2 separate regions of the Mus musculus genome follow, and region 1 is linked to region 2. A link is a contact called in ENCODE POLR2A ChIA-PET data. All regions are on one chromosome and are shown on one strand. The core of a region is the stretch at or near the end of the contact, and the rest is flanking DNA. Distances in the headings are between cores, read along the strand shown. Region 1 holds the start of Txndc11 (thioredoxin domain containing 11). Region 2 holds the start of Litaf (LPS-induced TN factor).

The links. ChIA-PET counts read pairs that join two places held with the same protein, here RNA polymerase II (POLR2A).
Region 1: POLR2A ChIA-PET joins it to region 2 with 12 read pairs in Patski. The contact joins the promoter of Txndc11 here to the promoter of Litaf in region 2. POLR2A ChIA-PET finds 5 or more read pairs at or near these places in 2 of 5 experiments (Patski and embryonic stem cell).

The regions. Positions count from the first base shown.
Region 1 is chr16:11,130,398-11,136,625 of GRCm38, forward strand. Txndc11 (thioredoxin domain containing 11) reads right to left here and starts at 4,135. Exons shown (of 12, transcript NM_029582.2): 1 at 3,871-4,135. The coding sequence starts at 4,112. It overlaps Zc3h7a (zinc finger CCCH type containing 7 A), which reads right to left. Exons shown (of 23, transcript NM_145931.3): 23 at 6,197-6,228.
Region 2 is chr16:10,991,564-10,998,500 of GRCm38, forward strand. Litaf (LPS-induced TN factor) reads right to left here and starts at 1,558. Exons shown (of 4, transcript NM_019980.2): 1 at 1,483-1,558.

The sequences.
Region 1 (6,228 bases), core at 2,885-5,384, 140 kb after region 2:
ACCACATGAAGCTCAGGCAGAAGGAAGACCAAAGTGTGGATACTTCCATCCTTTTTAGAAGAGGGAACAAAATACCTACAAAGACAAACTGCCTGAGTAACTGCTCTATGGCTCAGACACAGGCAGAGGCTGCTGCCAAGAGCTTTCTTCCTAGAGGAGGAAGATGGCAAAGAAACAGGTACATAAACAATCAGCAATAAAAGTTACACAAAATGGCCATTGTTGTGGGAGAACTCAGTATAGAGCTATAATTCGGGGACATGGCAGCTTCTGATGAGGTGGTAACCAAGTATCTCTTAAGTGAGGCCTGAATGACAGACAAGCAGATAACTGTACACAGAGGTGAGGAAATGTGTTCTGAAGAGATTCTAAAGGTTGTTCATTGGTGGAATTATTTTCCTACCATTCAAATGCAAGTTAAATTGAGCATGATGGCACACATTTATAATTCCAGCATTCAGACAGCTAGACAGGACAATAAGCTCCAGGCCAGCCTGGGTTAAAGTGAGACTCAAATACAAAGTCAGGGGACTGTTAAGAGCTCAGCAGTTTATTGAAAGGACCCAGATGTAGCTGTCTCTTGTGAGACTATGCCGGGGCCTAGCAAACACATAAGTGGATGCTCACAGTCAGCTAATGGATGGATCATAGGGCTCCCAATGGAGGAGCTAGAGAAAGTAGCCAAGGAGCTAAAGGGATCTGCAACCCTATAGGTGGAACAACATTATGAACTAACCAGTACCCCGGAGCTCTTGACTCTAGCTGCATATATATCAAAAGATGGCCTAGTCGGCCATCACTGGAAAGAGAGGCCCATTGGACTTGCAAACTTTATATGCCCCAGTACAGGGGAACACCAGGGCCAAAAAGGGGGAGTGGGTGGGCAGGGGAGTGGGGGTGGGTGGATATGGGGGACTTTTGGTATAGCATTGGAAATGTAAATGAGTTAAATACCTAATAAAAAATGGAAAAAAAAAAAAAAAAAAAAACTCAGCAGTTAGGAGAGTACCTACAAGAGCAGTACCAAGCTTGCTTCCCAGCACCTGTGTGCCCAGAGCCACCTGTGACTCAGGTTCTGGGGCATCCAATGCCTCTGGGATCTGTGGGTACTTGCACTCATGTGCACAAACCCACACAGATGCGCATTTAGACATACACACATAATTCAGTGTTTGTTTGGTTTTTTGGTTTTTGTTTTATTTAAAGCCAAGCATGGTTATACACACCTGTAATGAAAGCACTTGAGTGGAGAAGGCAGTAGGATCAGGAGTCTGAAATCACCTTGGACTACATGAGGCCTAGGCCCAAAAAGAAACAAAAAGAAAACCTGCACGCTTAGCATAAAATAATGCAATCTGGGGATAAATCCAGGTGACATCAACTTATTATTTGTTTACAGGTGCAGAGGAGTTCTTAAAGTTAAAAGTCAGATAAAACACAAACCAAACAAAAACTAAACAGCCAGGAAAGAGAAACACGGCCCTCTGCTCTACCACAGACCCTTTTCATCAATCTCTCAAGTTTTGCTTTACATTTTTCAAAAATTACATGTAAATCAGAGACTTCCTACAACTCTTAAGTTTGTGTAGCACAAACAAAAACAAGAATTGGTAGTGAAAAATAAAGGCATGTTTAAAAACAAAAAAGATGGCCAGGTGTGGTGGCCCAGGCCTTCAATCCCAGCACTCAGGGATGCAGAGGCAGGTGGATCTCTTGAGTATAAGGCCAGCTTGGTCTACACAGTGAGTTCCAGGACAGCCAGGATTACACAGAGAAACCCTGTCTTAGGAGAAAAAAAAAGAAAAAGCTATTGTTTACTGCCTGTGCACATGTGTGTGAGTGCAGGCATTCCCATGGAAGTCAAAGATAACCTGAATCTGTTCTCTGCTTCCACCGTGAGCTCGAAGATGAAACTCACATTGTCAGGCTTGTGCAGTTAAGTGCTTTGCCCACTAAGCCATACTGCTAGCTTGTAAATTCGATTGAAATGAAATCTATACCTTAAATCTCCCTCCTAAAGGCAACTATACACAATGCCACTTTACTCCTAATAAACAAACACAGAAAAGAAAGCAGAATGGATTCATGGAGACTGAGTGCCCATAAACAGAAGTGGGCAAAGATCAGAGGCCCTGAACACCCACAGTAACTCACTGTGGTTCAACTCCAAATTCACCTTCTTATAGACCACCTACTCTGAACTAAGCTAAGCACTCAACACTGAGGAGGGCAGTCATTTATTTCAGAGTTGTACTATGAATAAAATTAAATTTGAAAAACAGACCTGATATATTCTTCCTGAAGCCTCTGTCCTTATTAAAGATCTTAAGGAAAGAGCAACAAAGATGTCAGGGTCAGTTGTACCATAATATCTTAACACCATCCTATCAAACAAAGTCCTTAAAAATTCATCTGAGTTTATTAAAAGGGCTGTCCCATTGCCAGCACCATAGAAAGATGCTTGAGGAAGTGAGGCTGCAGGCTCTCTCTCCCAGCCAAAAGCAGTTGAGGAGCTCATCCTGACAGCTCCTCAGACTGATTTAAACTCTTCAATCTTCTCTCAGAGGTCACCCACCAAGTCACGTGTCTCAGATCAAACACTGAGCACTGTTTTCACAGCTGGGCAAACTGAAGTAAATCAATTCCTTGACGTGGGAAAAGGACTGTTAATATGAATCCAAATGACAGGTTGCAACATTCCACCTTGTAAAATACTTTCTGTATTTTCCTTATAAAGACAGTACCAGTCTAGTTGCTCAAGATTCAAACTCCAGGCCAGGTGTGGTGACAAACACTTTTAGTTGGCTTTAAACACTTTAGCATAGCACCTAACACATTGCAAACACTAAAAAAACGAGTCTCTTCCCCCTAAAACTCCTAATTTTTGGCCCATCTTGACCTCAGGGATCTCATATTGTGTTCATTACACTCAATCTGTGCCCACATAAATCTCCCTCTGGACAGAAGTGCCAAGAGGATATGTCAAGTGATAACAGATTTTATAAACTGCAATGTCAAATGATATACTGATGATCTGAGGCAAGGAGTATAATTGAAATATAAACTTTGTATCTATCTACACAATTTTCTGAAAAGATGCACATTAGCTTCCATTCTTCCTAAACTCCAGCCTACTCAGGCCTTTTCCAAGTTTCACAAAAAGACCAAGCTTGCTCAGACTCCAGATCTTTGCACTTAACTGTTTTGTAATAGCTCTTACCCCAGCTCTTCCACCTCTGCCCCTTCCTTTCCTTGTGTAAGTGGCTAATGCCATTTTCCTATGAAGGCCCTTTCTGCCCTACCCAACCTCATCCTTCTATTCCCTGCATAGCACTTATTAAGGTCTCTGAAGTGTTTGTTTATTGTATATCATCACTTCAATGAGAACTCCAGGGAACGGGGATTTTTGTCTTCAGCATTAACGGGTGCTCAGTACAAACGTGCACTGTCAGTATATCAAAGGCTTGCCTGGATTCCCAAAAGCGACTAAGACCCCTAAATGGCTTGTGAATCATCACACTGCAAGCATTAAGGAAAATGGAATGAATTAAAACTGAGCATTATAGCCTGAGCAAGAATTGACATGTGCACCCCGAGAGACCCCAACAGGTGAGAAGCAGCTCAGAAACAGGGCCAAACGCCCTCGGTACATAATTGATATAGAGCAGCACCCTGGAAACGCCTCCACGCCGAACTAGGAGAGTGGGGGACCGCGGCCGCCGGGAAGGTCAAGCCTGTGGTCGCAGGCAAGGTCAGGCTCGACTTCCCCGAGGAAGACAAACAACCCTCGACCCCGGAGGCCCCGAGCTGGCCCCGCGCAGCCGGGGTGGCATAGCTCTGGCCGCGGAGCCTGAGTCCCGGCAGCCTCACCTGCAAGTGAACTTGAGGGCGAAGAGCAGGGCGCAGCCGAGAGCCACGGCCCCGCACAGCAGCTCTGGCCGCTGGCGCGCCATAAGCGAGGCGCCGCGCAAGCCGCGGCGGATCCGGCCCTCCAAGGACGCCGCCGCCCCGGCAGGGCTGAGGGAGCCTGAGCCCTTGGGGCCGCCACCCTCGTCCTCGGCGTCCTCGCTGTTGTTCCCGCCGCCGCCGCCGCGGCCTCCGCATTCCGACATTACATGCTCCCCGTGGCCGGCTTTATACCGTCGCTGCCGCCACCTCGGGCCCGGGGACCCGGCCCCGCACGTCACTCCCGGACCTCGCAGCCAGCGGCGCTCACTAACCCGGACTCTCCACGTCAGCCACACTTCAGAGATGCCCCGCCCTCCGACTCGGAGCCTGCGCGAATGCCGGCTTCCCGCGAAGCCACGCCCTTTGGGGGCCACGCCCTCGAGCCCATGGAGTCTGCGCGGGTGCTCGCAGCACTCGCGGCCGCGTCAGCCTTCCACCGGTCCCGCCTCTCTTGTAGCGACTCTGCGCAGGCTTGCAGTCACTCAAGCTAGACCTTGTCCTTCATTCACTGCGCTGACGCTACATCCTCGCGTCCGGAAGCTAGTTGGTGGTGTCTCCTTAGCGAGTCCTTCCGTTGGTCGGCCCTTCCGGGTACTGTTAGGGCTCAGATTGTCGCTAGTGCGTCAACACTGTTGACAGACCCTTCAGGACATGGGTGCAGTTTGTTATCTCTGCTTTTCAGAAAGTGGGGCGGGGAGGCCTCGTGCAGAGGCGAGAAGGACTGGAGGACACAGTAATAAAACGGAGACCGGGCTGCTCTGTAATGGGGTAGTAATAACGCTGCATGCCTTCTGCTTCAGTTTCTGCTTGCAGGATTCTACCTTGACTTCCTTCAATGATGGTAAAGTGTAACCAAAACAAACCCTTCCCTCCCCAAGTAGCTTTTGTTCATGTGTTTATTACAACAGTAGAAACCTTGAGACAAGTACTGATAAGTGGTAATTACATTCAACAAAAGAACCCAGCTCTAAGTAAAAGGATGGATGTATATTGTGTAATCCCATTTCTATGACCCATGCTTGATGGGCAAATCCACAGAAACATAGCAGACGTGATTAAAGTTTGGAAAGTATTGGAGTCAGGACATTGTCTGCCTCACGCCTCCAAGCAATAAGAATGCAAGGCCAGCCTAAGATACAGGGTGAATTATCTTCATTTTTCCTCCCAAAATTAGGTTTATATGAGTTGTGTATAATTTTTTAAACCAGGCTTAGTGGCACACAACTGTGGTCCCAACCACTCGAGAAAACCAGAGGACCACTTGTACCAGGACTGCATAGAGTTTTCAAGGCCAGACTATGAAATTTAGCAAGGCCCTATTTCAAAATAAAGTTTTGGTTGGGGCTGGAGACAAGGCTCAGTAGTAAGAATACTGCTGTTGCAGAAAACCCAAGTTTGGTTCTAAATTACAGGTAGTGAACTACCTCATACTTCAGGTAATCTGATGTCCTCCAAGGTACACACACATATAATTAAAAATAAAATCTTTTTGTAAAGTTGGTAGGGAGGGCAAAATAATCTAGATCAAATGTTTCCTATGTGGGGCTGGAGAGATTGCTCAGTGATTAAAAGAGCACTGGTTGTTCTAGAAGACCAGTGTTCAATTCCCAGCATCCACACGAGGCTCATAAAAGTTTATAGCTCTAGTGCTAGGGGATCGGACCTCCATGGGCACTGGTTATAATGTTGTACACATAAAATTGTAAGATTATTTTAACAAAACCACCCAATGGAGATAACCAAGTCCTAACATGTGCCAGTTAGTATTAGTTTTCCATACTATCACCAGAGTCCTGGAGGTGACCCCCATCTCCCACCCCCACCCCACACACTACTCACCTTAACAACCTGCAGTTTGCCCAAACTCTTTCCTAGGCTTCTCAGCATCCTACCTCTTGAGCTTCGTCCTGAGGAAGTGATTCTGATCAGGCAACTAACAGACTGGTTCTTCGTGGAGCCCCTGCCTCACAGGCAGCATGCTGAGCACCCTGGCCCACCAACCACTGCCCTGCTGCTTTCCTCCCTCCTTGCTGCTCCCTGCCTCTGAAAGCTATCAGGGCTGCAGGGAGACGAGCTTTTCTATGTGTCTTGTTCATAGCTATTTCTATGTTCAAAGGCACAGTGTCCACTTAACACAGACAAGGTGCTAGGCTTAAGCCCCAGCACCCCACACACCAAAAAGCAAACAAAACCTCTCTAAAACCCAGTTCCAATAACTCCTGAAGGAGAAAGGACCACACCAAAACTATGAAAGTCATCTCTATGTAAGATCTTTTATTA
Region 2 (6,937 bases), core at 308-2,807:
GGTGGATCTGATACCAATCACTGTGTCACTTGATTCAGTAAACTATCATAAGGATATTTTTTCAGGCAGGAATAAAACCATTCATTATTAATGCCTTTAGTGGAATAGGAAGGAGGACAATGGGCCTCTCCCACAGTAAGTAGATCTACAACAAATATTTCTGAGCTGGCCTGAACACCTTTAGAAGGCAGAACAAGGATTGGCTGAGAAGATGAAGTATGGGTGTTATTCTAGGTCAGGCAAGGCAAGCGACACACCCTCTGGATCCTGATCCAACTGATAAAGCCAATCGCTGGAGGAATTAGTGATACCACTCAGCTCCTTTCTCTCTGCATTAGTTCTACTTTAAAAGAGCCAATCTGAGAAGGCTGGAGCGGAGGGCAGAAGAGGAGGCAAGCACCTAGTGGTAGAAATGATTTTCCTTCAAAGGACTCCAATATGGAGTCCAGGAGTCCCTGAACCAGCTTCAGCTCACTCAGGGGAGGACGGTTTAATTCAGAAAAGGCTGGAGGAGCGGCTCAGTGGCACAACCCTGTAATTTCAACACTGTGGAGGCAGAAAAGTCCAGGACCAGCCTCAGCTACATATGGAGTTGGGATGCTAGCCTGGACTATCTAAGACCGTCTCAAAACAGCAAAAAGGGGATGAGCTTAGAGAGCCCCGTGACTTCCACAAACTATTTCCCAATGACTACCGCTCAGTCCAACAGAGAATGACATCAGCTTCACTCTCCGGAAGCACAAACCCGACAAAGTATTAGGTAGGGAATGTCCAAACGACCCTTTCTAAAACACACCCATGCTCTCCTCACCTCTTCCTCTTAAACCTCAACGGAAAGCTGGGGGCACGATACCGAATGACGATCAAAAGCACCGTCTAGACCCACACGGACCTGGAAACCACTGGGAAGTAAGAACTGGGCTGGCAGGACAGGCGGGGGTCACGTCCTCCTTCGCCTGGGCTCTAGACTCCGCGATCCTGAAGTTCCCCTGCTCTCCGATACGCTCGCACCGGTCTGGGAACCCGTGTGAAACTCACAGGGATAAGAGCAAAAGACGCGTGGGCCCGGAACAGCTAAAGAGCATCTGGAAAGTTACTCTACTTTTTCTCTATTCGCTTTTGCTTTCAGAGTACACACAGGGGCGTTCTCCAAATCGCAACTTAGATACTAAAGGTTACTAGAGAAAGTCGCGCCTTTTCCTATAAGCCCGAGGGGCATCATTTGGTGAGGTTCGGACGGAAGCTGGGTAGTCCGAGACTGAGAACCAAACACAACCGCACTGCTGGGACCCCTCGCCCTCAATCCCGCCCAGAGCGCGCCACCCCGGGTCCCACGACATCCCTGCTCGCCCCCCAAGGAGAGCGCGGTGCCCCGGGACTCTAGGCAGGTGGCAAAGCCCGACCCTCGCCTCTGTTGCCGCCCCGTGCCCAGCGCCCCGAATCTGGTGTTCCCCACCGGGCACCCAGCAGGGCCGCACTCACCGCTGCCCGCGCCGCCAGTCGAGCCGGGAGGTCTGCTCTGGCCGCGCGCGCGGGCCGGGAGGGCTCCGGGGAGGCAGGGCGAGCCGGGGGCGGAGATGTTTCGGGGCGTGGCTTGCTGGAAAGGGCCAGATGGGGTGGGGTCTAGGAGGGGAGGAGTAACAGCCTTGAGGCAGGAGGAGTAGGGATGAAGCTACGACCTGAGTGGGCTGGCGAGAGGCGGGGCGCGCGGAGGCGGGGCCAAAAGGTCGGGCGGGAGGCGGACTCTGGAGCCGCGAGGCCTGGGAGAGGGAGGGGAGAGATTATTCTTTGTTTCTAACAGCCACAACTACACCTCCACCAAAGTCAAGGCATAAAGACAACCTACAGAATGGGAGACAACATTTGTATGTTATGTAGCTGATGAAAGTTTATAATTTGAATAAAATTATATGATGAACAGTACTGAGGGTAGAGGCGTATATTCAAGATCGGCCTGATCTAAAACAGTTCCAGGCAAGCTAAGGCTTTATAGTGAGACCAGTCTCAAAAAAACAAAAACTAGCCAGACTGCAGTTCAGCTGTTAGAGGGCTAACATTAGCATGCATGAAAACAGGGTTCATACCCAGCGGCCCATAAATGAGTATAGTGCCACAAGCCCAGCACATTTTACGGCTGAACAGTTTCTCAAAAAAAATGTGGCTAATCTGAGAGACATAGGAAGTTTGAAGCCAACCTCAGATACACAATGAGACCCTGTCTCAACTCATCCCACACATACAAAAAAAAAAAAACATTCTTACAACGTACATGTGTGGGGGGGGTGGGGGGGTGCACGCACACGTGAGCGCACACAAGCTCACAGTAGTGTTTCACTGTGTAGCCCCACCCGGCCTTGAATTCACAGAGATCTGCTTGCTTCTGTCTCCTTAGTGCTGAGGCTAAAAGTGTATGTTACCATGCATGGCTTACATTTTATCCCCTTGCTTTAATGTGAGCACAGTAGCAGACAGAAAAGGCTGCAGGAAGAAAAGGTTTATTTTGGGTCACAGTGTGAGAGGGTTTCAGTCCATCTCCGTGGGAAAGATTTGGCAAAGCTGTTGAGATTATGGCAGCTGAAGCTATGCCGATGCTACTCACATTACAGTAGACCAGGCTGGAGAAGAGGGAGTGATCAGAGACAAGGAATAGAGTTAACCTTCAATGGCCACCCTTAGCAGATAGGCCCTGCCTCCTAAATCCTCCTCTGTAATTTCGGTGCTGGGATGGGAGAGATAGGAAGATCCCTGTTGTTTGCTGGCAGCCAGACTACAGAACTGGAGAGCCTTGGTTCAATTGAGATTCTATACCAAAAAGTATAATGGAGCACACCTGGCAAAGGAAATACCATATTATGGTCATGTAATTGCTTTTCCCTGGGTGAGGCTTATCCATTGTATTCCTCACATGCTGTTCCTAGGGTTTCCCCAAACATGGGTACCTCAAATGCTTAATGTGTGGTATGGGACGAGTAGTTGGGATACAGACTGGGTTCAAGCTCTCCCTTAAATTTTTTTTAATTAAAAAAATAAACACAGAGAACAATTGAAAAAGTCATGTGACATTGGCCTCTGGCCTGTCTACACGCATCTGTGCATGTGTGCTTATGTGTAATAACGTTGGAAGGGAAGGGAAGAAATGCTCTCCCTGGTGCACTGCTGGTACACGTGAGAGGGTGCAGCTGCTGTTCTGATTCCAGGTGGCACACACAACTGAAAACAAGTGTTCCAACGTGTAAGTCTGTACAAGACTGCTGTGGGCCCTGCTGTTCACCAAAGCTGAAGAAAATAAAAACCCAAGTGGTCAACAGATCAGTGGATATGTAAAGTACCATATGTGTGTGCCAAAGAGTAAGAGGTATCCAAACCTAACAAAAGAATTTACTGTTGCTTGCCACCATGGCCCGGAGATCTTGGGAACACTGTGCAGGGTGAAAGAAGGCCGACACAATGACCATTTATCCTATGGTCTCATTTGCATCAAGTGCGCCCAGAGCAGGTAAATTCCTGGACAAAGCAGATTAGTGGCTGGTTGGTGCTAGAAAGATCGGGAGGAGCAGGGGAAGCCACCGCCAGGGATGTCAGAGTGGTGATGGGTGCACGGTGCCGAATGCTTAGAGTGGTGATGGGTGCACGGTGCCGAATGCTTAGAGTGGTGATGGGTGCACGGTGCCGAATGCTTAGAGTGGTGATGGGTGCACGGTGCCGAATGCTTAGAGTGGTGATGGGTGCACGGTGCCGAATGCTTAGAGTGGTGATGGGTGCACGGTGCCGAATGCTTAGAGTGGTGATGGGTGCACGGTGCCGAATGCTTAGAGTGGTGATGGGTGCACGGTGCTGAATGCTTAGAGTGGTGATGGGTGCACGGTGCCGAATGCTTAGGTGCCACTGATGGGGAGCTCAAAGACAGTTAAAAGGTTACATTTTATGCTATGTAAACTGACTCCTTTCTTCCTTTTTCTTTCTTCCTTCCTTCATTCCGTTCTTCTCTTCTTCACGAAAGGTATTGGTGTAGGCATCTGCTGCCACACCCAACTTTATCTCCATGTGTGTCGGTGCAGTGTTTGTATGTACATGAAAGCAAGTGTGTGTGTGTGTGTTTTGCTTATTTCTCTCTGTGTGTGTACACGAGTGTGAGTGCAGAAGCCAGAAGTTAACGGGGGGGGGGGGGGGGGGGGGGAATGAAGAACAATCAAAGAAGACACCTGATATTTTGAAACAGGTCTCTCAGAAACCCTGGAGCTGCTGTTTCAGCTCTGGTGGGTGGCTACCTTTCCCTCACTCCCTCTGTGGTTGGGCGTCCACATACCAGTTCTCATGGTCCAACAACAAGCACTTACCCATTAGACCACATCCCCAGCCTCTTAATTCTTTAAAAATCTAAATAAGGGGTTTAGACAAGAGGAGAGCAAGCAGGAAAGAGCTGGCACAAGCCCCTACCTCAGAAGTGCACTTAAAAAATTTATTTATTTATTTTATGTGAGTACACTGTAGCTGTCTTCAGACACACCAGAAGAGGGCATCAGATCCCATTACAGATGGTTGTGAGCCACCATGTAGTTGCTGGGAATTGAACTCAGGACCTCTGGAAGAGCAGTCAGTGCTCTTAACTGCTGAGCCACCTCTCCAGCCCCCAGAAGTGTGCTTTATTAAAAGACAGAAACCTTTCTGAGTTCGAGGCCAGCCTGGTCTACAGAGTGAGTTCCAGGACAGCCAGGGCTATACAGAGAAACCCTGTCTCGAAAAACAAAACCACAAAACAAAACACCAAAAGACAGAAACTTGACATCATGACCGCCATCATCAGGCCTTGATGTGGGAGAGCCTTCGAAAGGGACAGTACATCACATTAGGATGATGCCTGTGGAAGGGGACAAGGAACCTGGAGAAGAGTGTCATGGAGGATGACCAGCAACCCTGTGGTGGTTTGACTAAGAATGACCCCCAGAGGTTCATATATTTGACTGCTTGGTCACTAAGACCTGACACTTTGAAAAGGGGTTAGGAGGTGTGGCCTTGCTGGGGAAGTCATTGGGGATGGGCTTTGAGGTTTCAAACACCACGCTTCCACCATGCTGATAATGTACTAAGCCTCTGAAAGTGTAAGCCAGCCCCAGTATAATGCTTTCTTTCACAAGAGCAGCCTTGGTCACGGTGTCTCTTCACAGAAATAGAACAGTGACTAAGACATCCCCTAAATAAAAGACATTTGGGACCCTTATATCTTTTCAGGGGTTGGTGGGAAGTCCCATAGCACATGATTTATTTCAACATGCATAGACCTTCTGACAGGAAGTGTGAAGAACGTAGTTAGGACCATAAACTAAGGGCTACAAAGCCACATAGTGTTGCGGTGAGTTTTGCTACACCACTTTGGCTCCTGGCAGATTATACTGTACCTGCCTAGGAGCTGTCTTTGGATATGAGAATGAAAGACACACACACACACACACACTAGCTTATTATTAAATGCCTTGGCTACCTCAAAGACTGTCACTCCTTAGCCTTCCCCTGCTACCCAAGGCCAGTGGCCACTTACTCAAAGTCACACATGGCTGGTTAGCTTTATCTCCTGTCACTCCTACGACCCATTCTTTGACTCTAAGTCATAGGAATTCTAATCCCTTCTTCTCTGCGTCCTAACCACACAACTCTTAAGTATCCTGCCCCATGCCCAACCATTGACCGTTGATATCTTTAGTGATGGATCAAAAACCAACTGGGGACAAGAACCTTCAGCATTTGGACATGCAGATTCTCAATTGAATCAAAGTATTAGAACCAATTTCCAACAACATAGCATGACTTAACTCTCTGTCTGGCCTGTGGAATTGGAGGACACGGACTGGTTCCTTCAGAATGTAGGATCTGGCCATTTAGAGTGACCAGTCTTAAAAGAGCAAGCCCATGATCCAACATGATACAGCAAGAGAGGCCAAAAGACAGAACCTTGAGATTCCTAGGGATGAGAAAGAAAGCCATCTTCTCTGGGATTGTAGAAATGGCAGTGGCAGGCAGCGGACAGACACTGATTCCTAACAGAATGCAGCACAATTCTGCTTCACCTTTTTTTGTTTTAAATAAAAATTATACAATACACATCTGGGAGGGGGAAGTACACAGAAACATCTGGAAAAAATTCTCAAACTTTCTAAGAATAAAGGACACAATAAATAGTTGTACCCATGTAACATAATCAAAGAATTTTTTGTATTTTCTGATGTTTTATAAGCAAACATAAATTGTTTGTCTGAAAATAACAAAAATAGGGCTGATGAGAGGGCTCAGAGGATAAAGGTGCTTGCTGCCAAGCCTGACAATGTGAGTTCAGTTCCAGCACAAGCGGCAGGGCGCTTTTGTGATTTGAGGTCAGCCTGGTCAACATAGCAAGTTTCAGGCTAACCAGGGCGACATAGTAAGACTCTGTTTCCAAAAAAGAAACACAGCTGCTGGAAACAACCCCGCACAGTGACTGTGGGTGACCCGCAGCACCGAAGCCTGAGAACTATAACACCCTTCCGGCTCCAAACACGAGCATCAGAAAAGCCAGAAAACAAAACAAAAATCTACCAGAGAAAGGGATACAGGGTTAGCCAGACGGCACTTATTCCAAACCTAACTGACAGCCTGAATTCAATGCCCGGGACCTACACAGTCGGAGAAGAGAAGCAACTGCTGAAAGTGGCCCGCGTACATGCGCACACGTGGGAAGGATGGGGCTAGAGAAGGAAAGAGAATGAGGATGAATAAAATATGTTCTGTAATCGCCTGGGGGCTGGAGAAGGGGTTCCGCTGTAAAAAGAACTTGCTGCTTTTCCAGAGAATGCAAGTGAAGTTCCCAGCATCCAGGTCAGAGAGCTCCGGGGATCTGACGCCCTCTTTTGGACTCCACAGGTACCTACATGCATGTGGGAACACAAACAGGCACTAAAATAAAATA